Regions from separate parts of the Homo sapiens genome. Here region 1 is linked to region 2. Evidence: chromatin contacts called from ENCODE Hi-C or POLR2A ChIA-PET data. All regions are on one chromosome and are shown on one strand. The core of a region is the stretch at or near the end of the contact, and the rest is flanking DNA. Distances in the headings are between cores, read along the strand shown.

Region 1 (4,979 bases), core at 1,803-4,302, 150 kb before region 2:
AGAGGTGCGGTTAGATCTGTGCTCCCCAAAGATCCTCTGCTGAACATAAGGGGCAACGCCTTGTCTCCTGTGCTGTGTCCTGCGGGTGGAGGTGGATTGGAGGGAAGCGGAGGGCGAGGCCTGGTTGAGGGGCGGGGCCTGCCTGTCTGGTCCCCCGGGCTGCCTTGGGCCAGCTTGGCCTAGTCTGTTGGGTGGGCGGGCAGGGTGCAGGCTCCTCTCCAGCCTCCAAGGGAGGGGAGTTGTTCTGCCTCCTCGATAGCCCCAGGCCTTGGGCACAGCCCAGCCTCCCACGGCTCTTGGGCCCTCCTCCTTCCAGGCCGCCGGTGACCCACACCTGGCTCTCCTCCCCGGCGTCTCCTCTCCGCTTCTTTGTTTGGAGCGGAGGCCCCGCCCCACCCCGCCCCCAGGCGCACTCGCCCGGCCATTCCGGTTCAGCCGGTTCCAGCCCCCAGTTTCTGCCGCTGCAGGTCCCGGCAGGAGCTGGAGGGGCACTTTCTCCCTGGGTTTCTCTTCCCTGGTGCAGCAGGGGCCGCGGTCCTCATCCTCCTGGTTCCTCAGTTCGGTCCTTCTTTCATTCTCCACCCCTGGGTGCCAGGAACTGGGTCAGACACTGGGACAGGAATCCAGACAGGCATGCTATCTGCCCTGCCCAGGGTTATGTTCTAGGAGGGGAAGCAGCCATTAATCAAACACCAAAAATGTGGAAAAGTAATAATCTCACACGTGTGCATAATAAACTGTGAGTGAAAGTTATAAGCTCGGCAGGTAGGTAATAAGCTAGGAGCAGTGCTGTGGGAGGCAAGGGAGTTACCCGGGAGTTTCAAACTAGGAACTGAGCTCATAGGTTGGGGGCAGGGGGACTGGAGAAGGCAGTGATACTTAAATGGAGAGCAGAAGGATGAATGGAAGTTAGAGTGTATGGCGGAGGTTGGCAGAAGCAGCAGCTTATGCAAAGGCCCTGTGGCTGCAGGGAACATGACGTTGCTCTTTAGAGGAGCCAAAGCTGGGGCTCTGGGGAGAGCAGCTGGGTCAGACCCCGCGGCTTTGTCTGCCATAACAGGTGTTTGGAGAGTGATTCGGCAGGTCTTTGGAGGGTTTTGATAGGGCGGGGTGTCGGGGGAGGCTGTCAGCTCACTCTGGACACTGAGTAGAGAACAGACGGGAGGCGTGGGGCAGGCCTGGAGGCAGGGGCTTCCGCGTGTTAGGCCAGTGGAGTGCCAGTCAAGGGAAGGTGGTATCTGGACTAGGGTGTGGCAGCGCAGGTGGAGAACCCTGAGCTGCTTTGTGGAGGGCTTCAAGTGTGGGGGAAGAGTGCACGGTATGGGGGTGGGGGACAGGAGACACCCCCAGTGGAGCCTGAGCAGGAGAGTCGTGTCTGAGAGGGTCTGTCTGGAAGGCGCAACAGAGGCCAACTTTGCAGACAGCTGCAGTCGGGAGAGCCTGGAGCCTCCTTCAAAGGGCATTCAGGGGAAGGGCAAGGCACGCTGGGGGGTTCTGGACCTTCTGTGGTGTCTTCTTGTCTTTCTGGTCCCTACAGCCTCCCTGAGCTGGCTGCCCGAGCCTGCCCTAGGCACTCTAAGAACATAGTCAGTCCCAAGGTCTCCCTCCAGGGAAGGCCGTAGGTGAGCTTAGGAGTGAGAAGGCTGGATCAAAGCCTGGCTCCATGCCTGCATCCCTCTGACTTGCCAGTCATTTCACCCTCCGAGCCTCTATTTCCCCACCTCTTAAATGGGGATAATAATACTACCTACCTTATGGGATTGCGGTAAGACTGATAATGCTGGTACGAGTGACAGCTTCCCTCATGGAAGGCCCACCACGTAAAGCAGTTTACAGCCATCTCATTCCATCTATGACAGAATCCTGTGTCACTGTTTTGGAGATGGGAAAAAAGAGGCTCAGAGATGGTGAGTGACTTGCATAATAATTACATAAAACCCCCAGAGCCCCTGGCCCCTGGAGTTCTCAAAAGTTCCTTCTCTGTTGGTACCTGCAGCTGCCACTCCCTACCCCGCTCCCATAGACCCTCTCCTCCTTGGAGACTCTGCCCCATCTGCCGTCCCTTCTCTGCTGGATCAACACCTTTTCCCTCTCTGCTGGCTCCCATCAGTATTTAAACATTGCCTTTCATATCTGTCTTCAAGAAAAAAAGAAAAAAAAAATTCACAAACCTCCCTTCCCGCCTCATCCTTTCCAGCTGCTGGCTGTATAGTCACCTGTACTTCCCTCTCTCCCTCATCGCCTCCCAGTCATTCTTTGGCCTTCTTTGGTCTGGCTTTGGCCCCCACCCACCACTCCACTGACTCTGTTCTTGTCAAGGTCCCTGACAATCTTGTGTGAACTGTTTTGTACCAGGTGTTTGACAGTCAAACATGCCTGAATTCAGGTCCCAGATGTGCCCCTCACTGGCATGTGATCTTGGACAAGTGACTTGACCCCTCTGAGCCTGTAAACTGAGGATAATAGCAATGAAGGACTAAAGATAAAGAACCTGGTGCAGAGTGGGTGCTTGGCAAAGGATTGTCATCATCGCACACGTTTCTGTGCCAGGGACCAGGCTGGGCCTGGGCTCCTGGGGACCAAACAGGTGGTCTGAAAGGTCATTTCTCACAGCACTAGCCCTTTTTGGAGCTGTTCATTGGTCTGATTAATAGGAAATGGATCAGCTGTCAAGATTAACGAGCTATTGCTACAAGATTGTAGCAAATGGGTTGGGCTTCTCTGGGTTCATGACCCTAGGTGGTTGAATTCTTAGGGATAGGGGCTGTGGACTGGCCCTGGTATGTGTACTGAGGTGATGAGGGTGTGGCAGTGCCATGTCTGAGCCCCTACCTTTCTTCTCCTCCCTCTGCCTCCCTGTGGACACCTTGAGGAGACTGTCAGAAGGCAATAACTAAGTCGGGGGGGAGGGATGGGAGAGGCAGATTTACAGGAAAGCATTCACCTGGGAAGATATCCAGAGAGACTTAGGAACTGGACTGTCTAGGCCTTTGGGACTGCTGCTGGTATGTGGGGGCTGGGAGAGAGGGAGGAGTCTCGGTTCCTGGCCGGAGCCCCGGGGTGGATGGTGGTGCCATCACTGAGATGGAGAGCAGGGGGAGGGACAACTCTCAGGGAGAGCTGGAGCTCTTCCCAGCAGCTCTCCAGCACGCCTTTTTCCTGGAGCTTGGAATTGATGTGGGGCGGGCAACAGAAGGGTGCAGTGGTAGTGTGAACTCCAGACTTGGAACACCTGGGTTCAGATCTTAGCTCTACCACTTACCAGCTGTGTCATATGGGACAAATCCCTTAACCTCTCTGGGCCTCTAGAAACAGATACAGTTATAGCACTCACCTCATATGCTTAACAGAGTTAAAAAATGTTAAACTCTCTGAACAGTGCCTGGCACATACTAAGCGCTACATAAAGGTGAGGTGTCCTTGTTTTCTTTGTAGGTCTTTCTCTCTGCCCCCATGACTGCCACCTTCCTCACTGGCCATTCCTATAGTGACTGTGCTGTGGTGACTTGGTGTCTCCATCTCTTCCAGGCAAACCTGTCTTCATTAAAGTCCCTGAGGACCAGACTGGGCTGTCAGGAGGGGTAGCCTCCTTCGTGTGCCAAGCTACAGGAGAACCCAAGCCGCGCATCACATGGATGAAGAAGGGGAAGAAAGTCAGCTCCCAGCGCTTCGAGGTGCGTCTGTGGTGGGAAGGGGTCGGCAGGGCTCAGGGTCTGCCCACACTCTCTCCTTTCAGTGTCCCTCCTCATGGACCTTTTGGAGGTGGGAGGACAACTGACCCTGAGCAGGCTCCTGTGTCCTGAGTAGGCTGTGACCCCATGTCTGTCCTCTGACAGGTCATTGAGTTTGATGATGGGGCAGGGTCAGTGCTTCGGATCCAGCCATTGCGGGTGCAGCGAGATGAAGCCATCTATGAGTGTACAGCTACTAACAGCCTGGGTGAGATCAACACTAGTGCCAAGCTCTCAGTGCTCGAAGGTACGTGCTAGGGAGACGTGGCACGGTGGGCTGCCGGGCTGAGGCGTGGGAAGAGCCAGCCAGCCCTGATCCTGTCCTGGGCCCATGTGCATTTGGCAGAAAGGAGGACTGGCCACCTCGGGGTCAGTGAAAGTCAGTGGTGGACAGGGATAGTCATTGGATCTGGCCTGGATTGTGCGGCTTATGCTGAGGCCAGCCATGTGGGGCATGATGCCTTTGTATTCTCCTGCTGAGCCGGGTCGTTGGTTGGGTGGGGTCTGGGGTCTGACTTGAGGTGTGGAGCTGCAGCTGTGTATCCCTTGGGTTACGTGGTTATGGCTGTGGCTGTTTGGCAGTGAACCGGATTTCCATGTGGAGCCTGGCCGTAGGTGTCAGGCAGGTGTGTTCCTTGTTGCCCCTGTGAGCTGAGGGCTGGGGCTCTGTCCGTGGATTTTAGTGTCTTCTCTCACTTGGTGGCTTCTCCATTCATTCACAAACACTCCCTGGACCACCTTGAAGTCCTCTGAGCACCGAGGAGGAGGAAGCTGTGTCTAAGCCAAGTCTTGAGGACAGGTGGGAGTTGGGGGTGGCAGTTGGCAGCTAGGCAGGTGCCCAGGCCCAGAAGCAAGAGAGGATGGAGCTTTCAGAGAGCTCTGAGTAGTTCAATTTGGGTTTTCTGGAGGGCAGAGGGGGAGCTAGAGAGCACAGGAAGAAGGAGAAAGCAATTCAGCATGAGTCTGGAGAGGTTTGGAGGGCAGATTACACAGGATCTGGCTGAGAAATGAACACTCTCCTAGGGACATAGGAAGCCACAAACAAGGCGGGGGTGACATGATCAGACCCCAGCCACAACTGATTCATCAGTCTGAATGTGTTTATGTTTTCAAAATATAGCATCGATTGTTGCTTGCTTTTTTTTCTTTTCTTTCTTTCTTTCTTTTTTTTTTTTTGAGATGCAGTCTCACTCTTGTTGCCCAGGCTGGAGTGCAATGGTGTGATCTCAGCTCACTGCAACCTCTGCC
Region 2 (4,750 bases), core at 960-3,459:
CAGGTTTTTGCTCCTCAAGAATTTGTTTGCCTGGGCCCAGGATTGGAGGGCTTCACACCAATACCCTGTGTATACAAGAATCAGATTTATAATACTTCCCCTTTTTTGTTACGTATGAACACTATAAACCAAATTATTTTGAAAACTGGTGCATCACCTTGTCCTTAGCAATAAAATGTGTTGAGCAGAGGATTGGCTGTCTGCCCCAAGGAGCCCACGTGGCCCACGTCAGGCTGGGGGGTGTATCTAGAGTCATAGGCTCTGGAGCGGGGCTGTGTATTTTAAGACAAATCAGTAAGGCATTCCCTAGGAAGTTCCAGAGAGTGGGTCCTTTGCTTGTCAAGCTCTGTATTAGGCCAAGTATGGTGGGTCATGGGAGCAGGGACACTTCTGGCTCTGAGCACCTCTTTGTTGTGCTTGCTCTGCCTTAGAGACGGGCAAGATGAGGTAACAGAGGAAGCACCAGACCAATGAGTCCTCTCAACAGAGTATCTCTCACTGCTGCCCCATTTGATACATCTTTGTTGAACTGGCCTAAGTTCATGCCAGCATCTGTGCTCTATACAAATTGTGGAACCAGTGGGAAGGATGGGTGCATTTTAGGTGCTTGAAAAGCAAGGGACTCAACCTCCAGTGGGATCCTCAGATTGCTCTCCGAGCTGTCTAGTTGGTGAGAAGCTTCCCTGGAGGAAGACCCAATCTCCTTTGGCTGGTAGATCCCTGAGGTCAAAGTGGACAAGGATGGGGAACCACAGAGCAGGGAGGGGGGCAATGAATAGGTGCAGGACTTGGGTGCCCCGGAGCTGCACCGGCTGGCCCTTAAACAGCCAGGCACTTCCTGTGGCATGGCCCTGTCCAGGTGCAGGAGAGGCTTAGGTCAGTTCAGCTGCTCTGGATGCTTCCTTGTGTCCCTGGGGGTTGAGAGGTGGTTGCTACTTGGTATCTCATTGTGGAGAAAGGGAGGTGCAGGAGGTGATCTTTTCTATGTCAGCTCCCTCCTGGGGCCCAGGGAGGGAAGTTGGCCTTTTTTTTTCTTTGCCCACACTCCACTTGGGGATTCCCAGGGGATGTAGCAAGGGAGGCTGGGCAGAACCAGGCCTTAGTGGATTGGTGAGAGAACACTAATCCATACATCTTTGGAAGAGAGGAACACTTCACCAGCCTTTTTACACAGGATCCCTACCTTTCTCGATGACCCCACTGCCTCCAGGGGTGGGCGCTGGGTTTAATCCCAGCAGTTTTTACTCAACAGCTGACCAGTTTTCCAGAAACTGCACTTTTTTTTTTTGGTCAACCTAATAACTCTTAGGAAACTGCAACTCAGGTGATCCAAATCACACAGACCGGCCCGTTCTCTCCCCTACTGGCTGCCTATGCAGTCGGGTCGACCTCAAGAGAACTGGCCCCAGCCAAAAGCGGCACCTCCCGGCCTGCCAGTCCCTTCCTGCCTTAGGCAGCTCCTCCCAGAAGCCTTTTTGTAGGGCAAACTGCCTTCCCTTTGTAAGGTAGGGCCTTTGGATCCAAGGTTGCAGTTTAAAGACCACCCCGACTTTGTTGAGGAATTAAGTTTTAAATTCCGCCCCAGGCGGATAACACCAGGGCTCAGCCGCAGGAATGAAAAAGGAGTGGGAGGGCTGCAAAGTGTACGTGGGGCTTGGAGGCCTTGTGCCACGCGCGGACTAAAAATGTTCTACGAGTCTCTTAACGCTCACCCCCGTGCCCCCTTACCCACCAGGGCCCACGGAGGTCCGAAGCTTTCGGCCTCAGTGAGCGGAATGGGTGCGCTCACGACCTGGAGGGCGAGATGAGATGTCCCTCGGCGTGAAGTGGCCGTGACTACCCTAGCACTTTGCGTTCCCCGCGCGGGCGACGAAACACGCTCTCGAGGGGAGAGAGCCGTGCGTCCTCTGGGCCGTGAAGCCAGGGGAAGAGGGTTCCTCTAGACAGCTCGATGTGCCCGGGAGAGACACCCACGCTGAACCTGCAAGCTGGGGTGCTCCACCAGCGCGAACCTCTCGCCCCGCACTCGCCGCAGCACTGCTCTCGTGGTAGGCGGGGTGGGCGGGACGGCAAATCCGCGGCTCCTGCGTCTATTGGGCTGCTCGGGGCAGCGCAGCTCCGCATTGGCCAGGCCCTCGCTCCGCCCGGCTTCCGCGAGCCCATTGGTCGCAGGCGCCCGACCGGGTCGCGGCCGCGCGCTCCGCCCGCCGCTGCGTCCCCACTATGGCGGCGCCCATGCAGCCCAGCGCGTTGTGGGCTCCCGCCGGGGTCCCCCGCGGCTGTCGCCGCCGCCTACGCCGCTGCCTCCGCCTTCCTGCCCCGCGTCGGGCCGGGCGCCACCTCCCCCCTGCCTCCCTCTCCGCTGTGGTAAGGGCCTGCCCAGTGCGCTTCGGGGCGCGATGGCTGACCGCGAATAACGGTCGCCGCTCCGCCCCGCCCCTCCCCCGCCGGCCGCGGGTCCCGGGCTGGGCGGGGCGCGGAGCCCGCGCGCTAGTGCCCGGGAAGGCGGGGTCGGGGCACGGCCCAGTCGTCCTTCGGGCTGGGGGCCCAGTACCTGGATGACCTCTCCTGGGTGGGGGCCGCCGAGCCTGGGGGAAAGGCCGGCCGGACGCAGGCCAGGAGGTCTGAGATCATCTCCGTGTGAAACCCCGCAGCGCTGCGCACCTTGGCGCAGAGCACGGACACCGTCATTCGGGCCCTGCTGTGGGAAAAGGAAAGAAAAGTCCAGGGAGCGCCTGAGCGGGAATCGGCAGCGTTTGGGTAGCGGTTGTCATTGCTTACTGCTCTAGCGGGGGCCAGAACTGGGGTCAGTTTGATCGGCAAAGTACGCCTCTCTTGCTTCCTTTCCTTCTGGCACTTTCCCCCGTTGTGTCCTCGGTGCTTTTGCTTGCAAGAGAAAATATCTTAGTGAGGAGGGCAGGTTTGGTTAGGAGAGTGTCCCATGAACATTTTGGATTCCTTTTTACAACAATGTCCATTTTTATGATTCCTCAGTAAGCCTCATTTATGTTTCCTTCACGTATGAGGAAGGAGTGAAACCTGATAACTGAATGTAATTAATTGAGGGAAGGACCAGTGAAGGCGGCTATTACCTCAGAAAGTAAAATACTCAAACTTTTCAGTGGATGTACTGTGAATTATAGATAGCTGGACATTAAGGTAGGAAAAAACTCTTATTAGGTTACTAAAAGTAAGATAGTCCCCATGACAAATTAGGTTGTTTCTAAGGCAGAATTATCTTGTAGAGATGATCACTGAAATGTTTGGTGTACTTTCAAGTCAACAGAGGATTAAAAGGAAGCTGGCACAGAAATTTATAGCCAAATGATACTTTCAAATAATCTCTTAAGGCAATACAGCTCCTCCTATGATTAGAGATTCTTAAGGATATTTTGAGATATTAAGTGGTGAATCTCTCCATTTCGCGTGTCTAACTGTCTAACCATGGTTTAATAAAAATAAAATGTTAACGATGAAACAAGACATTCATGTTCTCAGAGACTAACAGACTTTGTATCAATCAATGGAACGCCTCTTGAGTACATATTTTATGCAAGGCATTGACTGAGGGGAAACTCAAAACCATTTAAGATAAGAAACTTGCTCTAATGGGCCTATAATATACTTGAGGGAATAAAGCACACACATGACAATGATAACTGTGATATGGTCTCTAGAATTCCAAGATGGTAGGTACTCTGAGAAACCGAGAAAAGGAGAAATCCATGTGTTTGAGGAAGGTTTCACAGGGAAGCTGAGGCTTGAATTGGGTCATGAAGAGTGGGTAGCCGGCTGTATGAAGGGGAAGAAGTGAGCAGATGAGAAAGTGAGGATGACAAAGGTGCAGGGGAACCTGAGATGCTCATGGGTGGTTCCAGGGGGTTTCTTAGCAGAAAAAGCAGGATATGAGGTTGCACAAAAGGTAGGTTGATGGCATTAATCCAAGAGGTACCTTTGTCCTGTGTGGTGCAAAGAGTAAACAAGTAATAGAATTTACTTCAAAGGAAGCTGTAGCTAACTATCAGGAATACAGTAACACTTTACTTGTCATTGTCACTTTTTCTTTTTTCTTTTTTTTTTGAGACAGGGTCTCCCTCTGTCACCCATGCTGGAGTGCAGTGAATGTGGCTCTCTGCAGCCTTGACTTTCTGGACTCAGGCGATCCTCCCACCTCAGCTTCCCAAGTAGCTGGGACCACAGGCAGGTGACCTGGAGAATTAAAAAAAATTTTTTTTGTAGAGACAGGGTCTTGTCATGTTGCCCAGGCTGTTCTTGAACTCCTGGGCTCAAGAAATCTTCCCACCTTGAGTTCGAGACCAGCCTAGCCAACATGATGAAACCCCGTCTCTACCAAAAAAAAAATACAAAAAATTAGCCAGGCGTGGTGGCAGGCGCCTGTAATCCCAGCTGCTCGGGAGGCTGAGGCAGGAGAATCGCTTGAACCCGGGAGGTGGAGGTTGCAATGAGCCGAGATCGCGCCAGTGCACTCCAGACTGGGCAACAAGCGTGAAACTCGGTCAAAAAAAAGAAAGAAAGAAATCCTCCACCTCAGCCTCCCAAAGTGTTGAGAATATATGCGTGAGCCACCACACCTAGCCCATTGTCGCTTTTCTGATTCACCTCAGCTACTTGGAATAACAGTTCTCTCAACCCAGAAGCGGCACCTCAAGTTTATTCTTACTTTTCTTCTTTTTTTCTCCCCGTGTTTTTGGTTGGGTGCCAGGTCTTGTTGACCCTACTTCCACACTGT

The links. Hi-C counts contacts between places; a loop is a spot of excess contacts on that map. ChIA-PET counts read pairs that join two places held with the same protein, here RNA polymerase II (POLR2A). Pooled maps may share reads with other maps.
Region 1: a pooled map shows a loop between it and region 2 (8-fold over the local background). The contact joins the enhancer-like site here to the promoter of ST3GAL3 in region 2. A Hi-C loop is called at or near these places in 5 of 50 pooled maps. POLR2A ChIA-PET finds 5 or more read pairs at or near these places in 5 of 52 experiments (AG04450, H1, HEK293 and 2 more).

Annotation. Positions count from the first base shown.
Region 1 is chr1:43,549,964-43,554,942 of GRCh38, forward strand. PTPRF (protein tyrosine phosphatase receptor type F) reads left to right here. Exons shown (of 34, transcript NM_002840.5): 4 at 3,529-3,674; 5 at 3,837-3,978. Among named protein-coding and RNA genes, the nearest start is that of PTPRF, 22 kb to the left of the region's middle. RefSeq lists an enhancer at 1-139. Within about 2 kb of position 3,053, at least 11 of the 41 ENCODE cell types and tissues checked have a DNase peak (open chromatin) inside an H3K27ac peak, as active enhancers do.
Region 2 is chr1:43,705,327-43,710,076 of GRCh38, forward strand. It overlaps ST3GAL3 (ST3 beta-galactoside alpha-2,3-sialyltransferase 3), which reads left to right and starts at 2,210. Exons shown (of 12, transcript NM_006279.5): 1 at 2,210-2,367. It overlaps KDM4A-AS1 (KDM4A antisense RNA 1), which reads right to left and starts at 2,015. Exons shown (of 5, transcript NR_033827.1): 1 at 1,733-2,015. KDM4A (lysine demethylase 4A) reads left to right here. Exons shown (of 22, transcript NM_014663.3): 22 at 1-192. ST3GAL3-AS1 (ST3GAL3 antisense RNA 1) reads right to left here. Exons shown (of 4, transcript NR_125986.1): 4 at 4,066-4,209. RefSeq lists enhancers at 1,645-2,162, 1,888-1,967 and silencers at 2,098-2,597, 2,628-2,677.